2 separate regions of the Homo sapiens genome follow, and region 2 is linked to region 1. Evidence: read pairs that join two places in POLR2A ChIA-PET (ENCODE). Cell type or tissue: HepG2. All regions are shown on one strand. Each heading gives the region's core, and the rest is flanking DNA. Links, peaks and the distances in the headings are about the cores only.

Region 1 (7,520 bases), core at 289-4,288:
TGGGGGCAGAGAAGGATTGGGAAGGTAGCCCCAGCAACACACAGACACACATATGAACAGAGACTCTTGGGAGCAGGGGTTAAACAAGAGAAGTTGAGAGACAATTGACAAATTCATGGAACTGACTGCCTGGCAGAGCCTGAGAGGTAGAAAAACCTGAAAAAGGAGCCGGGCGCGGTGGCTCACGCCTGTAAACCCAGCACTTTGGGAGGCCGAGGCAAGCGGATCACGAGGTCAGGAGTTCGGCACCAGCCTGGCCAATATGGTGAAACTCCGTCTCTAATAAAAATACAAAAATTAACCGGGCGTGGTGGCATGCACCAGTAGTTCCCAGCTACTCAGGAGGCTGAGGCAGGAGGCGGAGGCTGCAGTGAGCTGAGATCACGCCACTGCACACCAGCCTGGGTGACAGAGCGAGACTCTGTCTCAAAAAAAAAAAAAAAAAAAAAAAAAGAAAGAAAGAAAGAAAGAAAGAAAAGAAAAGACTGAAAAAACTTTCTGGGATCCTGAGAATGAAGTGGCTTGTCCTGTACTCTGGGCAAAGCCCTGTGGATATTCTGATGTCCAGGGAAAGCAGTGAGCTAGAGGCGCTGTCTGGAAGTAGAGCTTATAGCCCTTAAAGCCACAGGAGAAGCTGTGCTGAGGAGGACTGGGGAGTGAGCCCTGGGGACAGGGGGACCAAGGGGCCACTGGTGGGAGGGAAGCCGGGAAGAGAATGAGAAGTAGCCAGAAAGGCCAGAGTGAGGAGGGCAAGCTGGTGCCATATAAGTCAAAGCAGCATTGCAGTGAGGGACAGGCAGGGCCAGATGCCACAGAAGGTTCAAGGTGGCTGAGGACTAACGTGAGTCTAACGAATTTAGCAGGCAAGAGATGACTGTGGGGAAAAAGGTTGTGGCAGATTGGTGGCATGTCCATGAATTGTTTTATCTGAAGCACAGTGGCCCTCCTTCGTGCTGAGAGCCTGTGGCACTCCAGCCTCTTCTGAGGAAAATGGCCCCAGGCAGTTCTATCTACACAGAGTTGTCCCCTTGGGTTCTTTCTCTGCCCAGAATGACGCCTTCTCTATTTTCTCCACTTCAGTGGTGACTGGACCAGGAATGGGACCAGGTGACTCAATCTCAAGTGCCCCAGCCCCCTGCCTGTTGAGGTACTCTTTGTTTGCAATAGACCTGACCTGATCCTTTCTCTGGTGCAGTGTAAATTCTCGGAGAGAAATCACCAGGCTCAGTGTGCATCCAGAATGAGGTGGGACCATTTTTCCAGTTCTCCATGGGGCTTGCTGTCCATGCTAGTCTTGGAAGCTCAAGGCCTCAGAGTAACCATGTGGTTGGAAAGACCACTCTGGGGCTGCCTCATTTTTCCATATATCATCAAAAAAATTTGTATTTCAGACTGTAACCAGGGAATGTTTCTTTCCTGAATTTGAAGGGACCTAATGCGACTAGGAGCATGTCTCTTCTAAAGCTGTGGCTGCTGGCTGGACCAGGAACCGAATAGTCTTTACAGGGAGAACAGTCTAGCCTCCCCTCATTCCATAGTCAAGGAAACAGGGAAATCTGCCTAGAAAGAGTATGTGGGTAAAATTCTAGCATCTTCCACCAAGTGATGTAAAATTTAAGGACAAGGAGGGTCTTCAGTTTGGATTGGTCTTCACATACATCTGACAGAATAATGAATGGAGAACTAGGATTCCTGAATTCTGCCTCTGCCATAGTTTAACCTTGTGGTGCTGGGCAAACCACTTCCCAGTGATTGGACTTAATGGTTGGTGAGGTCATTTCCAACTTTACATATTGCATTGCTTCAGTCTGAGTGTTAAGCATGTTTAGAAGAAGGTTATTAAATAAGTCCTTCCCTTCAAGTTGCTTCTTTCCTTCCTCAGTAGCTGGGACAGGCCTGCCACACCACTGATCAGGGGCCCAGGAGAAGCACTTTGCTAGGGGACAGGAAACACATCTATGTTTGTATGACTCTATGTCACTCAATACCTTTGAGCTTGCATTTTCTTTTTATTGGTAAAATGCAAATAAATATCAGTAAAATCGGGTGACTGTGAAGAACAAACACATTTCATATTATGTATGTATATCCTCCTTCTCCAAGAAAGATTTGAGAGTTGTATAAAACACATGACGGAAGTGAGAGTAAGGGGAAGAAGATGGTGAAGGTGGAGGCACACTGATTGACAGCACTCATTCCTTAAAGTCTTGTCCAGTGCCACAGGGCTTGCAAATTTGGCCCTCAAGCTTCCTGTGGCCACAGAAAAGAGATGAATAAAGTCAATTACCCCATTCGCAGTATTCAGTGTATAAAAAAGAATTCAGCTGTTTAGGAGACGAGCATTCGTACTAGGACTTGAGAGAGATTTCTCAGCGAGAGGACATGGTGAGATGCAGTGAGCAACATGGCCAAAAAGGGCTAGAAGATAAGCCAGCAGTGAGTTTCATGGGCTCAGATAACAAGTGGGAAAGTGCTTTAGACTTTAAACCATGAGCCCTAATCAAATAAACAAACCCTCCCCCACATCCATCACCCGGAGAATCATACCTCACAGCTGCATACAGAGCAATGTGATTGCTGTGGCCACTTACTCCCCCTGCATCGAAAGTCACCACCTGTAGAGAAACACAGGGTTTTCACTGAATGCCTTCTCCACCACCTCAACTTCAATGGAGCTGTCTCCTTCCCTTGGGAAGGAGAGAACAGAACCCTGAAACTTTTCAAATGCAGCATCTATCTGAAGTGACTTCTGAGCAGATCAGTGGTGTGTAGCTAGTGCTGTGGTTGACCACATAGAGACTGTTTTCCAGGGTTTGATGTTTTACTCTTGTTCCTAGCCAGTGGAGCAGAGTGGAATTCAGCCATGATAGTAACTTGGGTTCAGAATATCTTTGTTGCTTATTGGTTTAGCCATTTATTAGCACATTTAGAATTCCTGGCTAGCTTCTAAGTGAACTCTGTTTATGCAGATACAGCCTGAATTACTGGTTCTCTTTTTCTCATGCCATACTGAGGGCAAAAAAAGCTTTGAAGGACAATGTCCACCGTGTCCTGGGGTTGAGTTCATGGAAAAAGTGTATTTATTCATAGATTGCCTCTGTTTCCATTTTCACAGCTATATCAATATCTGTTTATTAACTACAAGCTCAGTCTGTATTCCAACATTTCATTTCTACACAAATGAATTAAAGAAAAAACAAATAGCTCCCTCTCCCTCTCCCTCTCCCCCCCCCTTCCCCCTCCCCTCTTTCCAAGGTCTCCTTCTGATGCTGAGCCGAAGCTGGACTGTACTGCTGCCATCTCGGCTTACTGCAACCTCCCTGCCTGATTCTCCTACCTCAGCCTGCCGAGTGCCTGCGATTGCAGGCGCGCGCCGCCACGCCTGACTGGTTTTCGTATTTTTTTGGTGGAGACGGGGTTTCGCTGTGTTGGCCGGGCTGGTCTCCAGCTCCTAACCGCAAGTGATCTGCCAGCCTTGGCCTCCCAAGGTGCCGGGATTGCAGACGGAGTCTCGTTCACTCAGTGCTCAATGTTGCCCAGGCTGGAGTGCAGTGGCGTGATCTCGGCTAGCTACAACCTCCACCTCCCAGCCGCCTGCCTTGGCCTCCCAAAGTGCCGAGATTGCAGCCTCTGCCCGGCCGCCACCCCGTCTGGGAAGTGAGGAGCGTCTCTGCCTGGCCACCCATCGTCTGGGATGTGAGGAGCCCCTCTGCCCGGCCGCCCAGTCTGGGAAGTGAGGAGCGCCTCTTCCCGGCCGCCATCCCGTCTAGGAAGTGAGGAGCGCCTCCACCCGGCTGCCCATCGTCTGAGATGTGGGGAGCGCCTCTGCCCTGCCGCCCCATCTGGGATGTGAGGAGCGCCTCTGCCCGGCCGCGACCCCCGTCTGGGAGGTGAGGAGCGTCTCTGCCCGGCCTCCCCGTCTGAGAAGTGAGGAGCCCCTCCGCCCGGCAGCCGCCCCATCTGGGAAGTGAGGAGCGTCTCCGCCCAGCAGCCGCCCCGTCCGGGAGGGAGGTGGGGGGCTGCGGGCAGCCCCCGCCCGGCCAGCCGCCCCCTCCGGGAGGGAGGTGGGGGGGCAGCCCCCACCCGGCCAGCCACCCCGTCCGGGAGGTTGGGGGCGCCTCTGCCCGGCCACCCCGTCTGGGAAGTGAGGAGCCCCTCTGCCCGGCCACCACCCCGTCTGGGAGGTGTACCCAACAGCTCATTGAGAACGGGCCATGATGACGATGGCGGTTTTGTGGAATAGAAAAGGGGGAAAGGTGGGGAAAAGATAGAGAAATCAGATTGTTGCTGTGTCTGTGTAGAAGGAGGTAGACCTGGGAGACTTCATTTTGTTCTGTACTAAGAAAAATTCTTCTGCCTTGCGATGCTGTTGATCTCTGACCTTACCCCCAACCCTGTGCTCTCTGAAACATGTGCTGTGTCCACTCAGGGTTAAATGGATTAAGGGCGGTGCAAGATGTGCTTTGTTAAACAGATGCTTGAAGGCAGCATGCTCGTTAAGAGTCATCACCACTCCCTAATCTCAAGTACCCAGGGACACAAACACTGCGGAAGGCCGCAGGGTCCTCTGCCTAGGAAAACCAGAGACCTTTGTTCACTTGTTTATCTGCTGACCTTCCCTCCACTATTGTCCTATGACCCTGCCAAATCCCCCTCTTCGAGAAACACCCAAGAATGATCAAAAAAAAAAAAAAGAAAGAAAACCTCTGTGCTTTGGGCTTTACCACTTATTGGGTTTGTGGCTTTTTGCAAGTTATATAACATGTCTGTGGTGCAATTATCTCATATGTAATCATAATTGTACTTCACACAATTGTCATAGAGATTTTCTGAGATAAATGATAATAATAATTGCTAAAAAAAAGAAAAAACAAATAATAATTTGAATAATAATAATAATAAGGCTAACTCAAATAATAAAAGAAATATAAAAACGACAACAAGGACTGAAGAAAGGATAGAATGATTGATTAGGGGTGATGAAAAGAGGCAAGCTGTCCCCAAGGAAAGGTGACCATCCTGCATGGATGAAGGAACCTGGAACTGGGATTGGAATGGGCTGGGAAGGGATTCGCTCTTGGTCTTTCTATTTTAAACTGTAAAGCATAATGACTGCATGTACAGCAAGCCCTCTGTTATAATAAGAGTGGCTAACATTTATTGAGCAAAGACATAGTATTAACCCTATCTTACACCTGAGGAAGTTCAGGAAGCAGAGGCCGAAGCTGTGATCACCTTGCCACTGAGTGGTGGAGCTGTTCTTGGGGTTTAGATCTTTCTGACTCCACAGTCCACGCTCTTTACAAGCATCCTCTATGTGAGAAGGCGTGCTACGCTGCAGGAAGAAGCACTGTGTAAAAGACCTTTGGGAGACTGAGGCGGGCAGATCACTTGAGGTCAGGAGTTCAAGACCAGCCTGGCCAACATGGCGAAACCCTCTCTACTAAAAATACAAAAATGAGCTGGGCGTGGTGGTGGGCACCTGTAATCCCAGCTACTTGGGAGGTTGAGGCAGGAGAATCGCCTGAACCCAGGAGGCGGAGATTGCAGTGAGCCAATATCACGCCACTGGACTCCAGCCTGGGTGACAAGAGCGAAACTCTGTCTCAAAAAAAAAGAATCAGAAGACCTGCACTCTTATTCTGACAGCTACCAACCAAGTACATGAGTTTCGATCAGTTATTCTTTCTCCTGGGGTCTGGAGAGCTCATCTGTGAGGGAATATCGTATTTCAGGCAAGCAAACACTCTGGTTAGAAGGATCATCTTGAGAGTCATTACTGGATCCCTTATTTGAAAAGATAAGTACATAGTTAACTTCACTGTTCATGGCACTGAACACACACACACACACACACACACACACACACACACACTTTTTAATAATTCAGAAGACATTTTAGGATCCTGTAACTTTAAAGTTACCACCATGAGCCTCAATTTATTAACATGTTGACAAAGTCAACAGAAGTGGTGGGTAATGGAAGAATTTTAACAACAGAATGCCATAATTCAAGAAAGTCTTCTAATGATTAATGTTTATATTTCTTTTTTCTTTCTTTCTTTCTTTTTTTTTTTTTTTTTTGAGATGGAGTCTCACTCTGTTGCCCAAGCTAGAGTGCAGTGGTGCGATCTTGGCTCACTGCAACCTCTGTCTCCTGGGTTCAAGAGATTCTCTCACCTCTGCCTCCTGAGTAGCTGGGACTACAGGTACGTGCCACCATGCCTGGCTAATTTTTGTATTTTCAGTAGAGACAGGGTTTCACCATGTTGGCTGTGCTGGTCTCAAACTCCTGACTAAAGTTATCCGCTTGCCTTGGCCTCCCAAAGTGTTGGGATTACAGGCGTGAGCCACCGTGCCCGGCCTAATGTTTATATTTCTTTCTTTCTTTTTTTTTTTAAGATGGAGTCTTGCTCTGTTGACCAGGCTGGAGCGCAGTGGCGCAATTTCTCGGCTCACTGCAACTTCTACCTCCTGGGTTCAAGCAATTCTCCTGCCTCCGCCTTCCGAGTAGCTGGGATTACAGGTGCATGCCACCACACCTAGCTAATTTTTTATATTTTTGGTAGAGATGGGGTTTCGTTATGTGGCCAGGCTGGTCTTCAACTCCTGACCTGGTGATCCACCCGCCTTGGCCTCCCAAGGTGCTGTGATTACAGGTGTGAGCCACCGTGCCCGGCCTAATGTTTATATTTCTATCCTGAACCAGATTACTGTTTTGTGCTCATCAATGGAATCCAAGTAAGAACTAATTCAAAAACGATGCTTTTCATGCTTCTGTCACTTACTTTTCAAACTGCTTTTATGCTCGCTTTATCGCTTTGCTCTTTAGGTCCCTAGAAGAAGACTAATCTAGTTATCTATGAGATGGTTAAGCGTTCCTGCTCTGCCATGCAGGCTATAGTGCAGTGGCATGATCATAGCTCACCGTAGCCTTGACCTCCTGGGCTCAAGCAATCCTCCCACCTCATCCTCCTAAGTAGCTGGGAAGACACTACTTTTACAGCTATTAATACACTACTTATACACTATTATTACAGCTATTACCACAACCTCAAAAAATAAATGTTTGGCTGGGCACAGTGTCTTATGCCTGGAATCCCAGCATTTCAGGAGGCTGAAGTAGGAGGATCGCTTGACCCCAGGAGTTTGAGACCAGCCTGGGCAATATGGCGAGACCTTGTCTTTACAGAAAGAAATTTTTTTAATTAGCTGGGCCCGGTGGCACGTGCCTGTAGTCTCAGCTACTTGGGAGAGGAAGACAGGATTTCAAGGAGTCCAGGGGTCCAAGGTTACAGTGAGCCATGATCACACCATTCCAGCCTGGGCAACAGAGGGAGACCTTGTCTCGAAAAAAAAAAAAAAAAAAGCCTGGATGCAGTGGCTTTTTTAAATTAGTGTATAAGTAGTATGGTGCATGCCACCATACCTGGCTAATTTTTTAAATTTTTAGTAGAGACAAGGTCTCACTATGTTACTGAGGTTGGTCTTGGACTCCTGGGCTCAAGCAATCTGCCTGC
Region 2 (9,685 bases), core at 2,969-6,968, 87 kb after region 1:
TAATACAAAGTAAAGACATTTTGTAAAGACTCAAATTTATACATCATAATTTATAAGGGTAAACATTTTATTTTACTTAAAAAATTTAAAATTAGTTTATTCTAAATAGGTAATAGATTTATATGGTTAAAAAAAAATCAAAGCTGGGCATAGTGGCTCATGTCTGTATTCCCAGCACTTTGGAAGGCTGTGGCAAGAGGATCACTTGAGGCCAGGAGTTCAAAACCAGCCTGGTCAACATAGTGAGACCCTGTTTTCACAAAAGAAAAATTTTAAAAATTAGCTGGGCATGGTGGCTCACGCCTGTAGTCCCACTGACTCGGGAGGCTGAAGTGGGAGGAACGCTTGAGCCTGGGATTTTGAGGCTATAGTGAACCATGACCACACCACTGCACTACAGCCTGGGTGACAATGTGAGACCCTGTGTCTCAAAAAAAAAAAAAAAAAAGAAAAGAAAATAAATCAGTAAGAAGCTGGGTGTGGTGGCTCATGCCTGTAATCCCAGCTCCTAGCACTTTGGAAGGCGGGCACACTGTTTAAGGCCAGGAATTCAAGACCAGGCTGGGGAATATAGCAAGACCTCTCTCTACCAAAAAAAAAAAAAAAAAAAAAAGAAAAACCAAAACCAAAAAAAAAACCATATAAAGGAAAAAAGCTCCTCTCCCACTCCAACCCGGGAAGTTTTAATTTGTTAGAACAAGAAATGGACTGGGCATGAAGGCATCATGGTCCCAACACTATCTGTCTTTTTACTAACTATATGAATTTGGAGAAATTCTTTAATTTTTGTAATTTTATTCTTTAAAAATAAAATTTTTACCTTTATACATTGTGATGTATAAATTTGAGTCTTTACAACGTGACTTTATTTTGTATTAAATGTGATTATGAGGCTGGCCACGGTGGCTCAGGCCTGTAATCCTAGCCTGTAATTACTTGGGAGGCTGAGGCAGGAGAAAAGCTTGAACCCAGGAAGTAGAAGTTGCAGTGAGCTGAGACTGTGCCACTGCACTCCAGCCTGGTAACAGAGTGAGACTCCATCTCAAAAAAAAAAAAAAGTGATTATGACTGCTAGATTGCTAGTTACGACTGAGAAGTATGTTATGGGAAGGAATAGCTGCAATGTTTTTCCTTTAACATGACCAAGTAATTCTAAAATGTATTTGGAAGACAAAATGGTACAAGTTTCTTCCCCTATAAAATGAGGGAATTTAGATGCTATGTCAAGATCTATTCGGGGTAACAGAAACCACATCAAATAGTTACAACAGCAAGAATTTAATGCAAAGATTTTGACGCATAACTGAGGGAGGATCTAAGGGACAAAAGGAACAGTGAAGTAACCCAGAGTTTAGAGATAGCAAGAAGTGACTACCAACCCTCGGTTGGCAAGGTAAAGGAAGGAGGCAGTGTTACTGGAGCCCAGAGGCCTGGGTTCCCAAAGGAAGCTGAAACTAAGAGAGCTAGATCCTCTTCTATTAGGATGTGTCCACAGAACCCAGTCTAAGAAATCATGACTTGGCCAGGCACAGTGCCTCATGCCTGTAATCCCAGCACTTTGAGAGGCCGAGGCAGGTGGATCACGAGGTCAAGAGATTGAGACCATCCTGGCCAACATAGTGAAACCCCATCTCTACTAAAAATACAATAATTAGCTGGGCATGGTGGGCACACGCCTGTAGTCCCAGCTACTCGGGAGGTTAAGGCAGGAGAATCTCTTGAACCTAGGAGGTGGAGGTTGCAGTGAGCTGAGATCGTGCCACTGCACTCCAGCCTGGTGACAGAGCGAGACTCCGTCTCAAAAAAAAAAAAAAAAAAAAAATCATGACTTTAAAATGAAACTAGAATCAGAAAATGGGCAAAGGACTTGAATAGGTATTCTCTAAAGAAGATATATAGATGGCCAATAAGCATGTGAAAAGATGCAAGATGCTCATCATCCTTAGTCATCAGGGAAATGAAAATCAAAACCACAATGTGACATCATCACTGCACACTTACTAGGATGGCTATAGTCCAAAAAATGGAAAATTACAAATGCTGACAAAGATGTGGAGAAACTGGAACCATAGTTCATTGCTGGTGGCAACGTAAAACTGTACAGTTGCTGCAGAAAACAGTTTGTCAATTCTCAAAAAATTTAAATACAGAATTACCATATGTCTCAGCAATTATACTCAAAAAAAAAAAAAAAAAAAAGGAAAACCGGTACTCAAATAAATACTTGTACACCAATGTTCATAGAAGCATTATTCATAATAGCCCCAAATTGGAAATAACCCAAGTGCCTATCATTAGATGAATGATAAACAAAATGTGGTATATATACATACATATATATATGTATGTATATATACACAATGGAATATTAATAAAGCCATAAAAAGAAATGAAGTTTTTTTTTGAGACAGGGACTTGCTCTGTCACCCAGGCCGGAATGCAGCAGACTGATCAGAGCTTACTGCAGCCTTGACCTCCTGGATTCAAGGGATTCTCCCACTTCAGCCTCCCAAGTAGCTGGGACTATAGGCACTCGCCACCCAGACTGGCTAATTTTTTTATTTTTATTTTTTGTAAAGACGAAATCTCACTATGTTGTCCAGACTGGTCTTGAACTCCTGGTCTCAAGGGATCCTTCCACTTCAGCCTCCCAAAGTGCTGGGATTACAGGTGTGAGCCACTGAGCTCAACCAGAAATGAAGTTCTGATACATGCCACAATATGGATGAACTTTGAAAACAGTATGCTAATTAGCATAAGCCAGGCATAAAATAACAATTATTGTATGATTCCACTTATTCGAGTTACCTAGAATAGACAAATTCATAGAGATAGAAAGAATGGTGGTTACCAGAGGCTTGGGAGAGGAGGGGAAAAGGAATGCTAAACAGGTATAGAGTTTCTATTTGGGATGATGAAATAGTGGTGATGGTTACATAATACTATGAAAGTGCTTACTGCCATGGAATTGAACACTTAAAAATGTTTAAAATCGCCGGGCGTGGTGGCTTACGCCTGTAATCCCATCACTTTGGGAGGCCAAGGCGGGCGGATCACGAGGTCAGGAGATCGAGACCATCCTGGCTAACACGGTGAAACCCCGTCTCTACTAAAAATACAAAAAATTAGCCGGGCGTGGTGGCGGGAGCCTGTAGTCCCAGCTACTCGGGAGGCTGAGGCAGGAGAATGGTGTAAGTAAACCCGGGAGGCGGAGCTTGCAGTGAGCGTACATCGCGCCACTGCACTCCAGCCTGGGCGACAGAGCAAGACTCCGTCTCAAAAAAATAAAATAAAATAAATAAAGAAATAAAATAAAATAAAATCGCTGGGCGCAGTGGCTCACGCCTGTAATCCTAGCACTTTGGGAGGCCGAGGAAGGTGGATCACCTCAGGTCAGGAGTTCAAGACAAGCCTGGCCAACATGGTGAAACTCCATTCTCTAATAAAAATATAAAAAAATTAGCCGGGCATGGTGGTGGTGGGTGCCTGTAATCCCAGCTATTCAGGGGGCTGAGGTAGGAGAATTGCTTGAACCTGGGAGGCGGAGGTTGCAGTGAGCCGAGATCATGCCATTGCACTCTAGTGTGGGCAACAAGAGTGAAACTCCATCTCAAAAAAAAAAAAAAAAAAGTTTAAAATGGTAAGTTCTTGTTATGTATGTCTTACCACAATTTAAATAATATTAAAAACTGGATTTTCAATGAATAAAATCTTTCAATTATGAAATTGCTGGGATTATAGGCGTTATCCCTATAAAACAGAAGTTGTCTTTAAAAGATCACTAAGAGAAAAAAATTAAAAAGGCTGGGTGCAGTGGCTCATGCCTGTAATCCCAAACTTTGGGGGGCCAAGGTGGGTGGATCACCTGAGGTCGGGAGTTCGAGACCAGCCTGACCAACATGGAGAAACCCAGTCTTTACTAAAAATACAAAATTAGCCGGGCATGGTGGCACATGCCTGTAATCACAGCTACTTGGGAGGCTGAGGCAGGAAAATCGCTTGAACCTGGGAGGCAGAGGTTGCAGTGAGCCGAGATCATGCCATTGTACTCCAGCCTGGGCAACAAGAGTGAAACTCCATCTCAAAAAAAAAAAAAAAAAAAGAAAAGAAAATTAAAAAGAAAAATGAGCTCATATCTCTGCAGATCAAGAAACATTGTCACATGCTATATTATCAGCCAATATAGCCATACTTGCGAGTAGTGTCATTTCTCATTATTCCCAAAAGGATTGCATTCATATCGACTCTTACTAATGAAATTGCTACCTTTCACTGGGTGAGGTGGCTCACGCCTGTAATCCCAGCACTTTGGGAGGCCAAGGCAGGCGGATTACTTGAGGTCAGGAGTTTGAGACTAGCCTGGCCAACATGGTGAAACCCTGGCTCTACAAAAATACCAAAATTAGCTGGTCATGATGGTGGCACGCGCCTGTAATCCCAGCTACTTGGGAAGCTGAGGCAGGAGAGTCACTTGAACCCGAGAGGTGGAGGTTGCAGTGAGCCGAGATCGTGCCACTGCACTCCAGCCTGGGTGACAGAGGGAGACTCCGTCTCAAAAAAAAAAAAGAAAAAACCCAAAAAAGCAGTATTAAAAATAACCCCTAATAAGTTCTATTTAGGCAATATGGTAAATCAGATATGCAGAGAAACCCTCAGGATGAATACCTGAACATGTGAGATAAAAGGCAAACATGTTCTAGAATGCATGGTTTAACTAGCAGGAAAGTAAGGGATATACTTGAAGGACTAAAACAATAGGTAGACATAAATCCTGAGAGGTATTATGCGGCTGACCCAGAGCACTTTGAGAACATCTACATATCCTTGGTGGCCTAAAGTCAAGGGAGCAGCAGATAAAGCTTGGACACAGATAAGGAGACCTCCACATAAAGACAGGACCTTCAAAAGGCAATACCTTCACTGGATGAACCAGAAAAAAACTTGCCCTAGACAGATATGGTGGGGCTACATCCTATCTGTAGGCTTGGTTCTAGCAGAAGGGAAAATAAGAAAAAATGTCACCCCCTAAGAATTGCTAATCACATACTCTCCTTTACTTGGTGTGATAGACTGTATTTTCCAAAAGTAGCTACAGCAATATTTCTAGTCCCATATGCACTTGTAGAATGTCTACATTCCCCTTTAGGAGGTGGAATCTAATTCTCTCCTTAAACCTGGATGTGGCTTATGATACTGCAAGATTTTTAAGGATAGGTCATAAAAGGAAATATGGTTATCCCTAGCACAGGCTCTTTCTTAGGACACTTGCCCAAGAACCCAGCCACCAGGTTGTGAGGAAGCCCAGGTCACATGGATATACCATATGTGGATGTTCTGGCTGACATCTGTAGCAAAGTCCCCAGCTGACAGCCAGATACGTAAGTGCATGAGTATTCAGGTGATTCCAGCCCCTAGTCTTTGGGTCCTCCAAATGAGGTACTAAACATTGTGAGGCAGAGACAAGTATACTTTGTCTGAAACCATGAAAAAAAAGGTGATTGGTTTTTCTTGTTGTTGTTTGTTTTTGAGACATGGGCTTAGTCTATAAGGCATGATCATCATAGCTTACTCTAGTCGCAAACTCCTGGGCTCAAGTGTTCTTCCACCTCAGCCTCCCAAGTAGCTGAGACTACATGCAGCTGCCACCAAGCCTGGCTAACTTTTTTTTTTTTTTTTTCCTGGTCTGGCTATGTTGCCCAGGCTGAACTCTTGGGTTAAGTGATCCTCCTGCTTCGGCCTCAGAAAGTGCCAGGATTATAGGTGTGTGCCAGCACACAGGCTGGAAAGATTTAATTATGGTTTTAAGCTACAAGGTCTTGAGACAATTTGTTTCACAGCATTCCACAGTGAATGCTCTTGGGTTTGATCCCTGAATTTATATGACCTCTATGGCCTGAAAAATCTCAATCTAAAATTTTAGAGTGATGAGAGGTAGGTAGTGCCCTTAGCTACCTGGCTGAAGCTAAAGTAAATCACCAAAATATTACCACAAATATGGTTCTAAGAAACACGTGCAAAAAACAAAACAACAACAACAACAAAAGAAAACAAAAGGCCAGGCACGGTGGCTCACGCCTGTAATCCCAGGTGTGAAACCCCATCTCTACTGAAAAAAAAAAAAAAAATTAGCCGGGCATGGTGGCAGGTGACTGTAGTCCCAGCTACTCAGGAGGCTGAGGCAGGAGAATGGCGTGAACCCAGGAGGCGGAGCTTGCAGTGAGCTGAGATTGTGCCACTGCACTTCAGCCTGGGCAACAGAGCTAGACTCCGTATCAAAAAAAAAAAAAAAAAAAAAAAGAAACGTGCTTACATTTAAAAAAATCACAAAATACACATGGAACCGAGTCACCCCGAATGAATTACTAGAACAAAGAACAGAATCAGATATACAGACTGCAGAAACTGGAATTATTAGAAGCAGATATAAATGTTTAATATATTTAAAGAAATTAAAGAGGATACTGAAGTATGAGAAAGTAACAGACTATATTTGCAAAAGGAATGTCTACACATAAGAACAGATTAATGGACACAATGACATAATCATCTCAATACACATTTAAGACCTTAATTATAAAACTATTAACAGATAGTAAAGAAGGCCAACATATAATAAATGGAAGCATACCATAGTATCAGAGACAGAAAGGCTTTATATTGGAAATGTCAGTTCTCCTTATATTAATCAGTAGAGTCAGTGAAATTCCAATAAAAATGCCAGCAAGGGCCACGCACTGTGGCTCACGCCTGTAATCCCAGCACTTTGGGAGGCTGAGGTGGGCGGATCACGAGGTCAGGAGATCGAGACCATCCTGGCTAACACGGTGAAACCCTATTTCTGCTAAAAATACAAAAAATTAGCCGGGCATGGTGGCACATGCCCGTAGTCCCAGCTATTTGGGAGGCTGAGGCAGGAGAATCGCTTGAACCTGGGAGGTGGAGGTTGCAGTGAGCCGAGACTGCGCCACTGCACTCCAGCCTGGACGTCAGAGTGAGACTCTGTCACAAGGGGGAAAAAATGTCAGCAAGATTTTTCCTTGAACATCACCAAGCTAATTCTAAAATGTATTTGGGGGCTGGGCATGGTGGCTCATCCTGTAATCCCAGCACTTTGGGAGGCCAAGAAGGATTGGATCACCTGAGGTCAAGAGTTGGAGACCAGCCTGGCCAACATGGCAAAATCCCGTCTCTACTAAAAATACAAAAATTAGCTGGGCGTGGTGGTGCATGCCTGTAGTCCCAGCTACTCGGGAGGCTGAAGCAGGGGGATCACTTGAATCCAGGAGGCGGAGGCTACAGTGAGCCAAGATTGTGCAACAGTGAGGCTCTGTCTTCCCCCATAAAAAAGGTATTTGGAAAAAGGGTCAAAAACAGCAAACATACCCTGAAGAACAATCAGAAGACTATTCATATCAGATAATAGCGCTTCTATAATATAGTGTAGCTTTCTTTTCCCCCTGAGACGGAGTCTTGCTCTGTCGCAAGAGCAAGAGGCTGGAGTGCAGTGGCGCAATCTTGGCTCACTGCAACCTCCGCCTCCCAGGTTCAAGTGATTCTCCTGCCTCAGCCTCCTGAGTAGCTGGGACTACAGGCGCACATCACCATGCCCAGCTAATTTTTGTATTTTTAGTAGAGACAGGGTTTCACCACGTTGGCCAAGATGGTCCTGCTCTCTTGAACTAGTGATCCACCCGTCTCTGTCTCCCAAAGTGCTGGGATTACAGGCGTGAACCAACACTTCTGGCCTAGTGTAGCTTTTATAAGCTACAGTAATTAAGACAGGGTTGTTGAGATGACTAAAGTGTATAGACCAGAATTACATGGAAATCTGATATATGAGAGCTGGCAGTGCAGTCTAGAGAAGAAAGGCTGGGCTGAATTGATTTTCCTGACTCCAATCTTTCCTTCCAAACCATTCTCCCCATTGCCACCAGAATGAGCTTTCTTTTTTTTTTTTCTTTTTTAAATAGATGGGGTCTCACTATGTTGACCAGGTTGGTCTTGAACTCCTGGCCTCAAGCAATCCTCCCACTTTGGCCTCCCAAAGTACTGGGATTACAGGCATGAGCCACCACACCCGGTCCAAGACTGAGCTTTTATTTTTGAGATAGAGTCTAGCTCTGTCGCTCAGGCTGAAGTGCAGTGGAGCGATCTTGGCTCACTGCAACCTCCACCTCCTGGGTTCAAGCAATTCTTCTGCCTCAGCCTCCTGAGTAGCTGGGATTACAGGCATCCACCACCACACCCGGCTAATTTTTGTATTTTTAGTAGAGATGGGGTTTCGCCGTGTTTGCCAGGCTGGTCTCGAACTCCTGACCTTGTGATCTGCCCACCTTGGCCTCCCAAAGTTCTGGGGTTACAGGCACGAGCCACTGCGCCTGGCCAAGAATGAGCTTTCTAAAACACAAAACTGATTATGTTACTTCTCTACCATATATATTCAATGACATCCTACTATATAAGAGATGCATCTATTAGTAGGTATTTTAGTGGTCACATAAATTGGAGGAATACTGGATTAAACCAAGTCAAAATTTTTTACAGCAATGCTTCTCAAAGATGTTGATATTCTCATAAAGACTGTAAACGTCTACATAGAGGATAGCACATCTGGCTATTCTCCAAACTTGACCGAGGCATTCTTTTCATTTTATTTATTTATTTTTTCTGAGTCAGAGTCTTGCTCTATTGCCCAGGCTGGATTGCAATGGCACAATCTCTGCTCACTGCAATCTCCACCTACTGGGTTCAAGCGATTCTCCTGTCTCAGCCTCCAGAGTAGCTGGGATTACAGGCATGCACCACCACACCTGGCTAATTTTTGTATTTTTAGTAGAAATGGGGTTTCACCAAGCTGGCCAGGCTGGTCTGGAACTCCTGACCTCACGTGATGCACCTGTCTCGGCCTCCCAAAGTGCTGGGATTACTGGTGTAAGCTACTGTGCCTGGCCTCTTTTTTTTTTTTTTTAATAGCAGCTTGATGAACTAATGTTCCTTGGAACATACACTGGGAATCAATTTAGATATTTCATCAACTGACAAGGCATACAAGGCAATGTGAGAGGCAGATTGGGTGTAACGGTTTTAGAACAGAGAAAAACCACAGGGTCCTGGCTTCTTTACACTGTAGCTGGTCACTTCAGTTGTTACTTAAACTTTGTGATTCAGTTCCCATACTTGTATAATGGAAAAAACAATAGTACCTACCTCACAGAGTTGCTGACAGGATGAAATGAGCCACCAATAACAAAGCAATTATTATTTTTTCCCTGCTTCTCCCTTTCCCTTAAACTGAAGATCTTGTTAGAATGAATTATTCATGCAAATCCAAGAGTTACTGATGCCTTTACTACTGCTTGCTTCCTATATATATATCTACTCCTATTTTTAAAGTCCAGCTCAAAAGAAAACCAATTTGGAGATTTCCTTAATCTAAACCCCTGAAAAGAGATTTAATGCTTTTTTCCATTTTGTGTCCATAGTACTTTCTCCATCAAAACATCATAGCTTTCATTACATTACAAATTAATAGCTTCCTGTTTTTTATATTAAAATGTTAAATCAGCAGAATAGATAATGTTTAATCCACACGTTTGAATGACTTGTGAATTTAAGAAGGGATTTTAAAAATTAGACCAGGAGCAGTGGCTCATGCTGTAATCCTATTATTTTGGGAGGCCAAGGC

The links. ChIA-PET counts read pairs that join two places held together with the same protein. Peaks named below come from ENCODE experiments on the same cell type or tissue, not always from the same donor. Only the 100,000 strongest peaks of a DNase experiment are listed, where the experiment ranks them.
Region 2: POLR2A ChIA-PET joins it to region 1 with 11 read pairs; 9 of 35 experiments call an interaction of 5 or more read pairs at or near these places.

The regions. Positions count from the first base shown.
Region 1 is chr17:16,308,642-16,316,161 of GRCh38, reverse strand. PIGL (phosphatidylinositol glycan anchor biosynthesis class L) reads right to left here. Exons shown (of 7, transcript NM_004278.4): 4 at 2,548-2,615. Among named protein-coding and RNA genes, the nearest start is that of MIR1288, 30 kb to the right of the region's middle. In HepG2, for the core only: no CTCF peak of the experiment used is centred there; a DNase peak (open chromatin) is centred at 2,511; H3K4me3 peaks cover 485 bases.
Region 2 is chr17:16,221,996-16,231,680 of GRCh38, reverse strand. The region is part of intron 1 of PIGL (phosphatidylinositol glycan anchor biosynthesis class L); the gene reads right to left. Among named protein-coding and RNA genes, the nearest start is that of PIGL, 9.6 kb to the right of the region's middle. In HepG2, for the core only: no CTCF peak of the experiment used is centred there; no DNase peak of the experiment used is centred there.